Regions from separate parts of the Mus musculus genome. Here region 1 is linked to region 2. A link is a loop called in an ENCODE intact Hi-C map of the cell type or tissue named here. Cell type or tissue: heart. All regions are shown on one strand. Links, peaks and the distances in the headings refer to the core of each region. The heading gives the core; the rest is flanking DNA.

Region 1 (2,500 bases), core at 1-2,500, 280 kb after region 2:
CTACCGATGAGGAAGTTGGATCTGGGTGCTCTCCTTATCTCTGCGACACAGCATTTTGGCCATGGGTCGAACACCTTGCAAGTGGTAAATGGCTCGTTTCTCTTTCTCTCTAGGTACCATTCCTAGATCGAACCGTGAGCTCCAACGCTGTGTGTTACTAACCACCACCATCATGTCCATCCCCGGAGTCAACGCGTCCTTCTCCTCCACTCCGGAGAGGCTGAACAGCCCGGTGACCATTCCCGCAGTGATGTTCATCTTCGGGGTGGTGGGCAACCTGGTGGCCATCGTAGTATTGTGCAAGTCGCGCAAGGAGCAGAAAGAGACGACCTTTTACACTCTAGTATGTGGGCTGGCTGTCACTGACCTTCTGGGCACCTTGTTGGTAAGCCCGGTGACCATCGCCACATACATGAAGGGCCAGTGGCCCGGAGACCAGGCACTGTGTGACTATAGCACCTTCATCCTACTTTTCTTCGGTCTGTCGGGTCTCAGCATCATCTGTGCCATGAGCATCGAGCGCTACCTGGCCATCAACCACGCCTACTTCTACAGCCACTACGTGGACAAGCGGCTGGCCGGCCTCACACTCTTCGCCATCTATGCATCTAACGTGCTGTTCTGCGCGCTGCCCAACATGGGCCTGGGCAGATCCGAGCGGCAGTACCCGGGCACCTGGTGCTTCATCGACTGGACCACCAACGTAACGGCCTACGCCGCCTTCTCTTACATGTACGCCGGCTTCAGCTCCTTCCTCATCCTTGCCACCGTGCTCTGCAACGTGCTGGTGTGCGGCGCGCTGCTCCGCATGCACCGCCAGTTCATGCGCCGCACCTCGTTGGGCACGGAGCAGCACCATGCGGCTGCCGCCGCCGCGGTAGCTTCGGTGGCCTGTCGGGGCCACGCTGGGGCCTCCCCAGCCCTGCAGCGCCTCAGCGACTTTCGCCGCCGCAGGAGTTTCCGGCGCATCGCGGGTGCGGAGATCCAGATGGTCATCTTACTCATCGCCACCTCTCTGGTGGTGCTCATCTGCTCCATTCCGCTCGTGGTAAGTGTTTGGGGCCTGAGACCCACTGGGCCTCTCTCCTGCATCCATCCGCCTCCACGCTCCCCTCCTTTTCCCTGATTCCTTTGGGGGGGGGGGAGGTGGGCAGAGTTTTCTCCAGTTCTGAGCTGGGACCACTTCAAGGCTTCTCTGAGCAAACCCAGGTTTTCCTTCTAAGTCCTGACCTTAAAGAGACTCAGGAGGTGATTCCCCGCCCCCAGGTCCCCTGAGGTTCTTTCCCCGAAAGCAAAAGTTCTGAGGTCCCCTGGACAACCCCCTGTGCCCCCTCCCCTGCCAGGTTCCCCTTATTGCCCTGTTTTGCTTTGCATCTTCCCTGAACCTTCAGGCGGGATCAGTTAGATGGGGGGAGGGGACAACTCACTTGCGTTACTTACTCTAGCGCTCCACTCTGTGGCCCAGAGTCTGCAAACCCAGGGCGATAAGCTCTGTTGAATTCATTTCCTTGGGAGAGAGAGAGTGCGGGTTCAGCCTTTTTGATTTCTTCAGGCCTTGACTTTTTTCTAAATTATGCAGAATTTTAAAGTTAGAATAGTTGAGTTGCTTTTCCACTTAAAAGCCTAAGGACTCGCTTCACAGAGGAGTAAGAGGGCCTTGCTTAGAATAATCTTGCAGACATAGTCACACTGCTCCCTGCCCTCCCCCAAGCCTCCCTTAGCCCCTCCACCGCCTACCACCCAAAACCTTGAACAGACTCCTGAACTGGGTATGGTTCAAATTCAAGTTCCTTATTCTTTTTGCAAGCTAAGAAAGCATGACGGACTAGTTGGTGTGCACTGCCCTTTAATTTTTAACGAGCAGGAGCAATGCAGTTTCTCCTTGAGGGAGACTCTAGCCCTCACCACTGTAGTATTAGTCTCTCGCTAGAACACTTCTAATTTGCTCCTTTGTGGAACATCTGTCAGTGTCTTCATGTGCTTCATCTCTGAGGACCAGAGTCTTTAAAGCTGCCATCAGCAATGTCGAAAATATTGCAAGCAGAAAGGAGCAAATGCCTCTTCCGATCTCTGCTTTTACATGTGACACTGACAGAACGCACCAGAAACAAATCATTGGTCCAGCAGAATTCTTCATCTAGAATTTATCTTGTTTTGAGCTCTATCTCTCAAAAGACTGCTTTCCCAGAAATTCTAAACTACCTATTCAAAAAAAGATTACCATCTATGTCCACTGGGAGCAAGTAGAAGTACATGTAATGGGCTACTACTCTTTTCTATCTCTTATGAATACTACCAGCTATCTCTGATTTAGACATATTTCTATCTCTTACAAAAGTGACTGTAAATGGAAGAAAACTTAGCGGTGTCTGAGAGCCAGCATACAGTAGCTCCTTGCCAATGTGTGTAAACAGACGTAAATATGACTGGCCAGAAGGGCCTTTAAGCCATCTCAGAACCTAATGCAATTTACAGGGTTAAGTTACACTCGAACCGCATA
Region 2 (8,596 bases), core at 2,291-4,790:
ATGGTAAGGAGGTGGGATGAGTGAATGAGTGGAGTCTGAGTCTGATGTACATGGATACATCCACTTACATCAGCACAGGCAAGTCTCTGCTACCCAGCTGTGAGAGTAATGCAGAAATAAGGCACATATATTTTCACCCTATTTCTTACCCAACAGATAATATCCAGCAAGGACAACACAGACAGATGAAACTGATTTAATAGGATGTATCAAAGTGTCAAATAATATGAAAAATAAAAAGTCATTTCAGCCTCTAAGAAGCAAACTAGTGGATATTACTATCTGCCTAGCTTTAGAAAAGTAAAGAAATAATGAGCAATGAAGCTGACCTTATTTAGCTACAAAAATAAAATTTTCTCTTTTAGGGTGACTACTTAGAAAACAAACTCTTGGATAGATTCGGACACAATGGTGCTGTGAGTGATCATAACAGAAATAGCGTTACTATCCTCAATTTCCACATCTGTAATAGTGGGAAGTTCATAAGAAACCACTACAGGGATTTTGTGTGGCTTTAGAAATGGCTACCACAGATAAGTATTAAATCAACTTGGCCAAAAGCAGGTCACTGTCCGCTTAACTGTGATGGATGTGCTACAAGTGGCTATTAAATGCACTGAAAACAGAGTGCACTTTATACAACATTGATCAAGTTCATTGTCATCCTTCCTAATTTCCTTCTTAAATGTATTCAGATACTGAATTTGGCATAGTATTTATTGATATTTGCCAAATGGTCTTGTGAAACTCTCCACACATATCCCATCCCCTAAACCAGTAACATTTATATCTACAAGTGTGATGTCTTCACCATCTTCAGCTCTCAGACATTTATCATTCCAGATATTCATTAGTTGTCTATATGAAAGAGTCCATAATTGAAATCTCAACTCCTACATCACCCAACAGGAAACTGGAAGAAAGTGAAGTCTTAGGACACGACCGAGTGCTGCCAGGATAAGGGTAAAGAGGAGCAACAAGTGAGGAAAATTATCCTGAATATAGTTCCAAGAGTGGTGAATACTTCCTGACACAGAGGACCCCACTAGTAATGATTAATTTGGCCTTCCACTACAAAGACCAGCACCTGGCAATAAACTAGTCATGAATCCACAGAGGAGATAATATATTTAGTGTGTAAAATTAAATCTTTAGATTACAATGCTAAGGATAATTCAAGTACAAGCAAAACAGTAATAAAAAAAATAGAAACATCATTCTTGACCTCATGATGGCTTTTTTAATTAACAAGATTAATCTGTTCAGATTAGAACTCTAGACCAAAGTGGCCTAAAGATACAAGACAAATTATTTTAATGAGAATGATAGATATTTAGAACATATAATTTAAAACATCACTCACTGGTTCCTTCTCAATTATCTTTGGACAGCATTGCAAAACTATGTTTAGCAATGGTTGTTCTTCTCTTCAGACCTCCCTTGCCCAAGGCTGAAGGAGCACTTGATGCTGTATGAATCCATCATGTTTCTTCTTCACACCTCAACTGACTTTCCCATTTTAGCTCTAAGGATGCTGGAAACTACTTATGTGTGTGTGTGTGTGTGTGTGTGTGTGTGTGTGAGAGAGAGAGAGAGAGAGAGAGAGAGAGAGAGAGAGAGAGAGAGAAAGAGAGAGAGAGAGAGAGAGAGAGAGAGAGAGGTCTATACAAATGAACATTTCCTAGGAGCAAACCATAGTTAATATGGCCAGCATTCGTTCTCAGAGAGGTGAAGCTTGGCTCACTTCGCTCATCATCACGCAGCTAAGGCAGATCCCAGTTTCTTTCCAAGTGTTCATCTTTCTCACCGTGTTGTTAGAGTCACTGTGAGTAAATGATAGAAACCTCTCCAGTCCACTCACATTCAAAACAAAACAGAAGACAAAGGGCATAAGCAATAATGGGCTGGCTCTTCCTGGTTATAAGTTTTTCTCTGCATTATTTGAAAATCTGTTCAATCCTCCTGCCAGTAGCATCTCTTTCAATGTCTTCTAAGCCAATGCCATATTCTCTCTCAAACACTTGAGAGATTACAAATAATTTTCTTTCAATATCATTTAATTTCCTGAGCGAATACATTTTTAAAATATGAGAGGTTCAAGTAAACATATAGGGCTTATTTTAATTTCCTGTTTGCCCTTGTAATTGTGGCTTTAGGAAAACTGATAAACATTTGAAATATATTTTCTGTCCATATGGTCATTCTCATCTAAAAAAAAAAAAAAAAAAAAAGTCAAGCATGCATTTTTACAAACTGGCGCCCACATGAAATCTCTGGTTAATTATGCTTTAGATAACTTAGTTGCTAACATTTGGCCACAACACACTTTTACACTGGTGCATGGCAGGTAGAACAGATTATGAAGCTAAAAATCACAATATACTCCCAAGATGCCAATATTGAGAATTGAACTTAATTGGGAAAAAATGAAAATAGTGATGAATGCTTCAGATACTCATTTCCCAGTATATTGTTACTTTAAAAGTAATTTGCCAGTATAAAACAACAACAACAACAGGAATATAGAGCCAAGTCCCTTAAAAACTGTTTTCTGGTCCATTTCCTTCCTAAACATTAACAGTTTGTATGTTTTCAGTATACATGTTCCAGGAAGCAAAGGAAAATCAGTAGATATGGAATATAATATGCATGAGTTTTAATCTGCTATTCTCTCCCTCTTGCATTATAAAATTCTCTATCACTAGTTGTAACGTAATCTCATGCTTTTATTAAAAATTCATATTGTTTCATAGAATGATTAAACTGAAATTTACTTAATCATCTCGCAACTTATCAGACATCTTTGTCAGCTATATGAACAGAAGAAGTGGGATATTCACTAACTTTTATTCCTCCTAGGCATTATACTTACTTTTCATCTTATCTGTAACTTTAGTTTTTTCAAAATCTGTTTTTAACAATAGTTCTTAAACATTTTAACCCCCTTTGTAGCACACCACCCACCAAAGGTAGTAGGAAAAAAAAGGATATGGGGAAGTGCACCTGTTTAGAAAGGTTCTTTGGAGTAACTACCATCTGTAGTGTCTGGAAATTGGCAGTTCCGTTCACAGGCCAGCAGCGGTACCAGCTCATTTCAATCGCAAACTCTTCATGGATGCACCAGCAATCCAGTTCAGTAGAGTTGGAATAGCAATCAGGAATCAGCAGCACTGACACAACCTAGCAGAGACAGCCAGGCCTCAGCTTCAACTCGAGTCAGCAGGAGGGACCAGGTTGAAGGCCAGGTGTTCTAGGTTGTACTTTTCTCAGGGAAGCAAAGATCAGCAAAGACTCGAGACCCACAAGGTTTGCATAGCTAGCTCTATAAGTAAGCCAACTTCAGCCTCCTTCACTATCCATTAAGTCCTATTTATACTCTCTATACATCATGTGTCTTCCATGGCTCTTCCTTCAACCTTCAACACATGCATCCAATCAGCCTGAGTCTGTGGAAGTGGCAAGAAACTGCAGCACACCACCAGAAGGGTTTTGTTTTGTTTTTTTTTTTTTTTTTTTTTTTTGGGGTGTTTCTCTCTATGGAGTCCCAACAAATGCAGCATCTATGCAGCGTAAGGCAGACCAACACATGCATGTTGTTAGCAAAGAATCCTTCATCATGTGTCCTTTTTCAAGGTGGCTTTGGCAGAATATCCTGTGTCTGCCTCGGCTAAATGTTCCTTCATAAGTCTGCCTTAGTCTTTCACCTGTGTCCACTTCAGCTAAACATTCCTTCACTTATCTGCCCCAGCAGAACACCATCCAAATGACTTTTTAAAAATCTCTTAAGTTTCCTCTTCAGTTATCTTTACAGAGATAGCCAACACTCTGGTATCTATGTTAACAATCCAGAAGAAAAAAGAAGGAAGTTATTAGCATCACAGAGGACCATCTACAAACATGGTCTGAAGTCATCCACGGGGAGGACATAAAGCATCAACTCAAACTAAACCAGAACTGCTTTTTCCAGGCAGAGGGTCTTATGTCAATGGTGTATGTATTCATTAATATGCCCTTCTCCATAGGGAACATGACTTTGCTTCACATTTGTATCCCTTCTTGAGATTCCAAATTTTTGAGTTCTTAAAGACAGTTTCCGGGAAAGTTATATATATTCCTGGCCTTGATAAATAGCATTTATAATGGAATAAAAACATACTCAATTTAAAAATATGTATGCCTTAAAGAGAGTAGGTATGAGGAATGGAGTAGATTCTTTTATGTGTCCTAAAGGTGAGAATTGTTAATGTAGCTATGGCATTCCTATGGTCAAGATCATGAGTGCACTTCCCTATAATATGAGAACAGAACTGAGAGCCCTGAATGTACTGTGCTGTTTTGAGGTTCTCACTGACTTACAGCCATAACACATACATGTCTCTCTGGCAAGATTCCTTCCACACCTTGGCCAGGCAGTGGTGGCACATGCCTTTAATCCCAGGACTCAGGAGGCAGAGGCAGGCAGATTTCTGAGTTTGAGGCCAGCCTGGTCTACAGAGTGAGTTCCAGGACAGCCAGGGCTATGGAGAGAAACCCTGTCTCAAAAAAACAAAACAAAACAAAACAAAAAACAAAAACAAAAACAAAACAAGATTCCTTCCACACCACATTTCCTCCAGGTGTGTTTTCAAATGTCTCCTCACCCTCTAAGACTGTCAACCGTCATGAGTCTTTCCTATTTCACTGTACTACTGCAGTAACCACTACTGTCTATTTTCTTCAAGACTCTACCATTGGATTCTAATTTTCCCAGGAGGAAATAGAGAATGATTTTACAGAGCTTTCAAGGACCATTATCACTGATACTTAGCATATACAAATTCTTGTGCAACCTCAAAGGATACCATAAAAGCATTATTGATATTATCAAATGATATTGTATAGCTCATAAGCTGTAGTTTTTGGCACTCACTAAACCATAAGAATACTCAGAAGTTATCTAAGCATAAATTGACACTTCATGTTCTCTTGCTGCATTGATAGTCTTCATCTATTTCCCTCTGCCCCTGCTGCTGTTTATCTTACCCAGTTCTCTGGATTCCACTTCACTGCCTTTCTTCTACAATTACAGCTTTTGACTAAAGCTTCCTTCTAATCATGATTCAAACTAACATAGTCCAAAGATAATGGCATTTTGATAGTTTTATTTCAGAGTTAGAAGCACTCCATAGCCTTTCAGCCTCATACACTAAACTATTTGGCTCATCTTTTCCCGATAAACTTTCATCTTAGCTGCCTCTGTTTTGAAGAGTAAAACAACCCTTGTTTTATGAATGTAAAAATAAAATTAATATTCAAAGCAGCAAGTGAGTTGCCTGGGTTACAAAAGTCATGACCAAGGGCAGAGCTCTTAGTTTTTTCAGCTGCGTTTCCTCCATCTATATTGTCCATCTTCTCTCTCTTGCTTCTCAGGAAAGAGGTGGTCTCAGTCATTCATCTATCATCCACCCACCTTCTTTCTTCCCCCATCGCTCAGTATTTTCTACCACCATTGCTATATCCTAAAATCACTGTAAGGCAGAGAAGCTCTGATTACCTTTTCTCTACCATGACTTCATGACTTCACCTCTACCATGACACCCACCTCCACAGGTATACTGTGAATGCCAGAGCATGAAAAGTCTCTTCCTGATACTTGATGTTCTCAAGGCATTATTTGTACACCTATTTACCTCGTTAAATATAGTGTTTCTAGCTACAAAGCCCAAATTGAAGACCACTGAGTTCTTATATTTATATAATTCTTTGATTCTCTACCAAATCTGACTGCTTATAATAATATGCTCAGTAGACACTTCACCATCTTTAATGAAGGTGATGAAAAATTTATGTGCCTTTTCAACTTATGTTATTGAGGGTATAGGTATGTGGTTTGCATTTATAATGTGCATGATTACACATTTATAGCCCAGGGTTCTTATTCTGGAGAAAAGAATAGTTAAGAAAATGGTAAAAGATCATTGTTTACAAAAGAACAGACCAGATCCCACAGCTGTGACTTTCTTTAATAAGACAGGTTGTTTCTTTGGTTTTGTTTCATTTTGATTTTTAAGAGAGCAATTTAGTTTAGGATCTGATGAGAATAATTCATATTTTAAGAACTGACAATAGTATTTTTCTGACAATAATTCGTTACTTAATATACTTTCTTAGAGATGCCAAAGCATCTGAAACCTAAAATCAAATTCTATAGCATTTCAGCAGCTGGGAAAGCCTCAATGAAAATTCTGTTGCAAGCTTGGGGACTGAGGAATGGCTAGACACAGGAGAATACTTCCGTAGATCAGTGAGCAATAGAACCAGAGAAAGCAGCTCACATTTTTGCCTTGTCCCTGCGTTATAAAGCTGTTGGAGGTTTTACTTTCACACTCTCTCTTACAGAGATATGTAGAGGTTTTATGGTGTCTGGTATAGAAATGGTTAAAGAATTGGGAAAGAGGATTTTTAGTAGAAGGAAATCCTGGTTTAGAAACTTTAAAGAAAAGAAAATACCTCAAGGTGTTTGAAAGTGGGCAATGGTCAAACTTTCAACCTAATTAAAGCAGGTATGAATCCCATAGTGTTGGAAATCATATGACCAGAGGAGCATCCATTTGAGGAGAAGAGAATATACTTCTACCATGCCAGAGAAAACAAAAACAAAAAACAAAAAACAAAAAACAACCTAATGCCCAAGTCTAAACATAGAAACAGCTTCAGGATTTCTTTAAGTACACTAGTACGAAGATAGAAATGTAAATTCCTCAGTGTACATGAAAATTTTAACTTAAGTTTATAATCCACATGTTCTAGTGTCCCCAAGAGAAAGTTCATATCAAGAACTTAGTATTTCAGAGGCCTGGGACTGGGGAACACCTGAGAAGCATTTCTACAAAGCTTCTACAAAGATTTTGGAGACAGCTTACTCAGTGTGCTTAAAGCCATCAAGACTGTTTTATCAATCAGAGGCAACAAGTTTTAGAGCTTGCCATTTCAAGTCGCCAATGAACACTTGACTTAATGACTTATACAGAACTATGCAACCTAAGATAGTACAGGGGGAAAACACTGATGCCAGAAACTAATATTAATGTTAATTCTGTTGGGTCAGAAGCCACTAGAAGCAACTAGAAGGTGGGGAGTCTAAGAACAGGCACAGAGGCCACTGATCTCCACAACTCTGTGTCTTAGAGAAAAAGCAAATACAGAAGGCCCGTCAGTGAGGACTGAAAACATGCATGCACAAAGGATGCTCAACAGACATTGTAAAGTATGAAAAACGTCGTTTTTCTATTTGAATGGAATTGAGAGGGTTTGGTACAATTCCTTCTTAGAACAAAGAATTCTTTATGGACTACATCATAAAATGGGTGGTTTTCCACAGGCCATATACCCAGATCTTTTTTTTAACCTTTTAAATTTTAATACAGAATCTACTAAATTCCTCCTGCCTCACCATCTTCAGAGAGATTACCAATCTTTGCCACCAGGACTAATTTGGACATCAAGTTTCTGAGGCCAAAATGTTGTGATTTCTTATGCTACAGAAAGGATCTAGGAGGCTAGACGTAGGAAGGTTGGAATTGACTCAAGCATCCACCCAGGCTATGCCCAGAAAAACTTGCCCCAGGTTAGCCAACCTATGGTGTTGTCAGAAGAAAGATACCCAAGCACCCATCCTGGTCACACAGGCCCATGGCGGCTAGAAGAAAGATACCGATCTTAGTGGGTCCCACTAAGATGGACAAAATCATGATGGAGAGAAGGGAAAGATGGGAGAGAAAACAAAGCCAAGGGGATTATTGTACACTGTGGAGAAATGTGGAGCTGGAGACTCGATGGCAGTGAGGAACAGATATGAGGAGGCCATGGTGAGGTCATGACCCTGGGATTCTGCCAAGGACCACATCTGGGTCTGTGGTCCTCCTGATGCAGCTGTGGTTTGTGTTGATGTCTGTGTCCCAAGTTACCACCAAAGGCCACGAGGATGTCAGCAGTCTGACCTGCACCAGAAACTGTGTGGAGGATATCTGAGGGTTGTCCTGCTGAGGGTGGAATATGCTGATCTGAGTGGCTTTTACTGCCACCTGAGGGCATGGGGACATCCAGGCCCAGTATGCTCTTGGGGGTGAGGGGCATGTCTGGGTTCATGATCCTGTGGCAGCCAGGGTCTATGTTGGATTTTCAGGTCTGTGTTACCACCAAAGGCCATGCAGATGCCCCTGGTTTGGACTCCTGCTTGAGGCACTGTGCAGAGCTGCACCCCACCCCCCACCCCTTGATTGCCTCCACACTCTGGAAAACTGGCCCCTTTCCCTCACCTGAACAGCATAGTAGAGCTAACCCCGAGGGCATGAACTCAAGAGAGCTAGCCCCTCTCCTAGTCTGCTGTAGGGTGGCATGAGAGAAGGAGAGATTCCTTCCCCCAACACATATACACACACCCCTCCCCACCTGCCACAGGCAGGTAAGCTGGCCATGGGAGAGTTGGCTTAGAGGTCATTAGAGTGGGAGCGCTAGAGCAGGCCCTGCACCTCACCTGGGCAGCACAGTAGAGCTGGCCCAAGTGAGGAAGGCAAGGGTGAGCCAGCCCTGAGGACAGGACAGTAAGTGAGCTGAC

What was found. Hi-C counts contacts between places; a loop is a spot of excess contacts. Peaks named below come from ENCODE experiments on the same cell type or tissue, not always from the same donor. Only the 100,000 strongest peaks of a DNase experiment are listed, where the experiment ranks them.
Region 1: it touches region 2 in a loop (2.0-fold over the local background); 6 of 42 quality-filtered maps call a loop at or near these places.

What each region holds. Positions count from the first base shown.
Region 1 is chr15:5,240,809-5,243,308 of GRCm38, reverse strand. It overlaps Ptger4 (prostaglandin E receptor 4 (subtype EP4)), which reads left to right. Exons shown (of 3, transcript NM_008965.2): 2 at 114-1,048. Among named protein-coding and RNA genes, the nearest start is that of Ptger4, 2.1 kb to the left of the region's middle. In heart, for the core only: a CTCF peak has its summit at 1,469; DNase peaks (open chromatin) are centred at 898 and 1,398; H3K4me3 peaks cover 1,602 bases; H3K27ac peaks cover 759 bases; H3K27me3 peaks cover 1,365 bases.
Region 2 is chr15:5,519,634-5,528,229 of GRCm38, reverse strand. All of the region lies in intron 1 of 5430437J10Rik (RIKEN cDNA 5430437J10 gene), which reads right to left. Among named protein-coding and RNA genes, the nearest start is that of 5430437J10Rik, 28 kb to the right of the region's middle. In heart, for the core only: no CTCF peak of the experiment used is centred there; no DNase peak of the experiment used is centred there.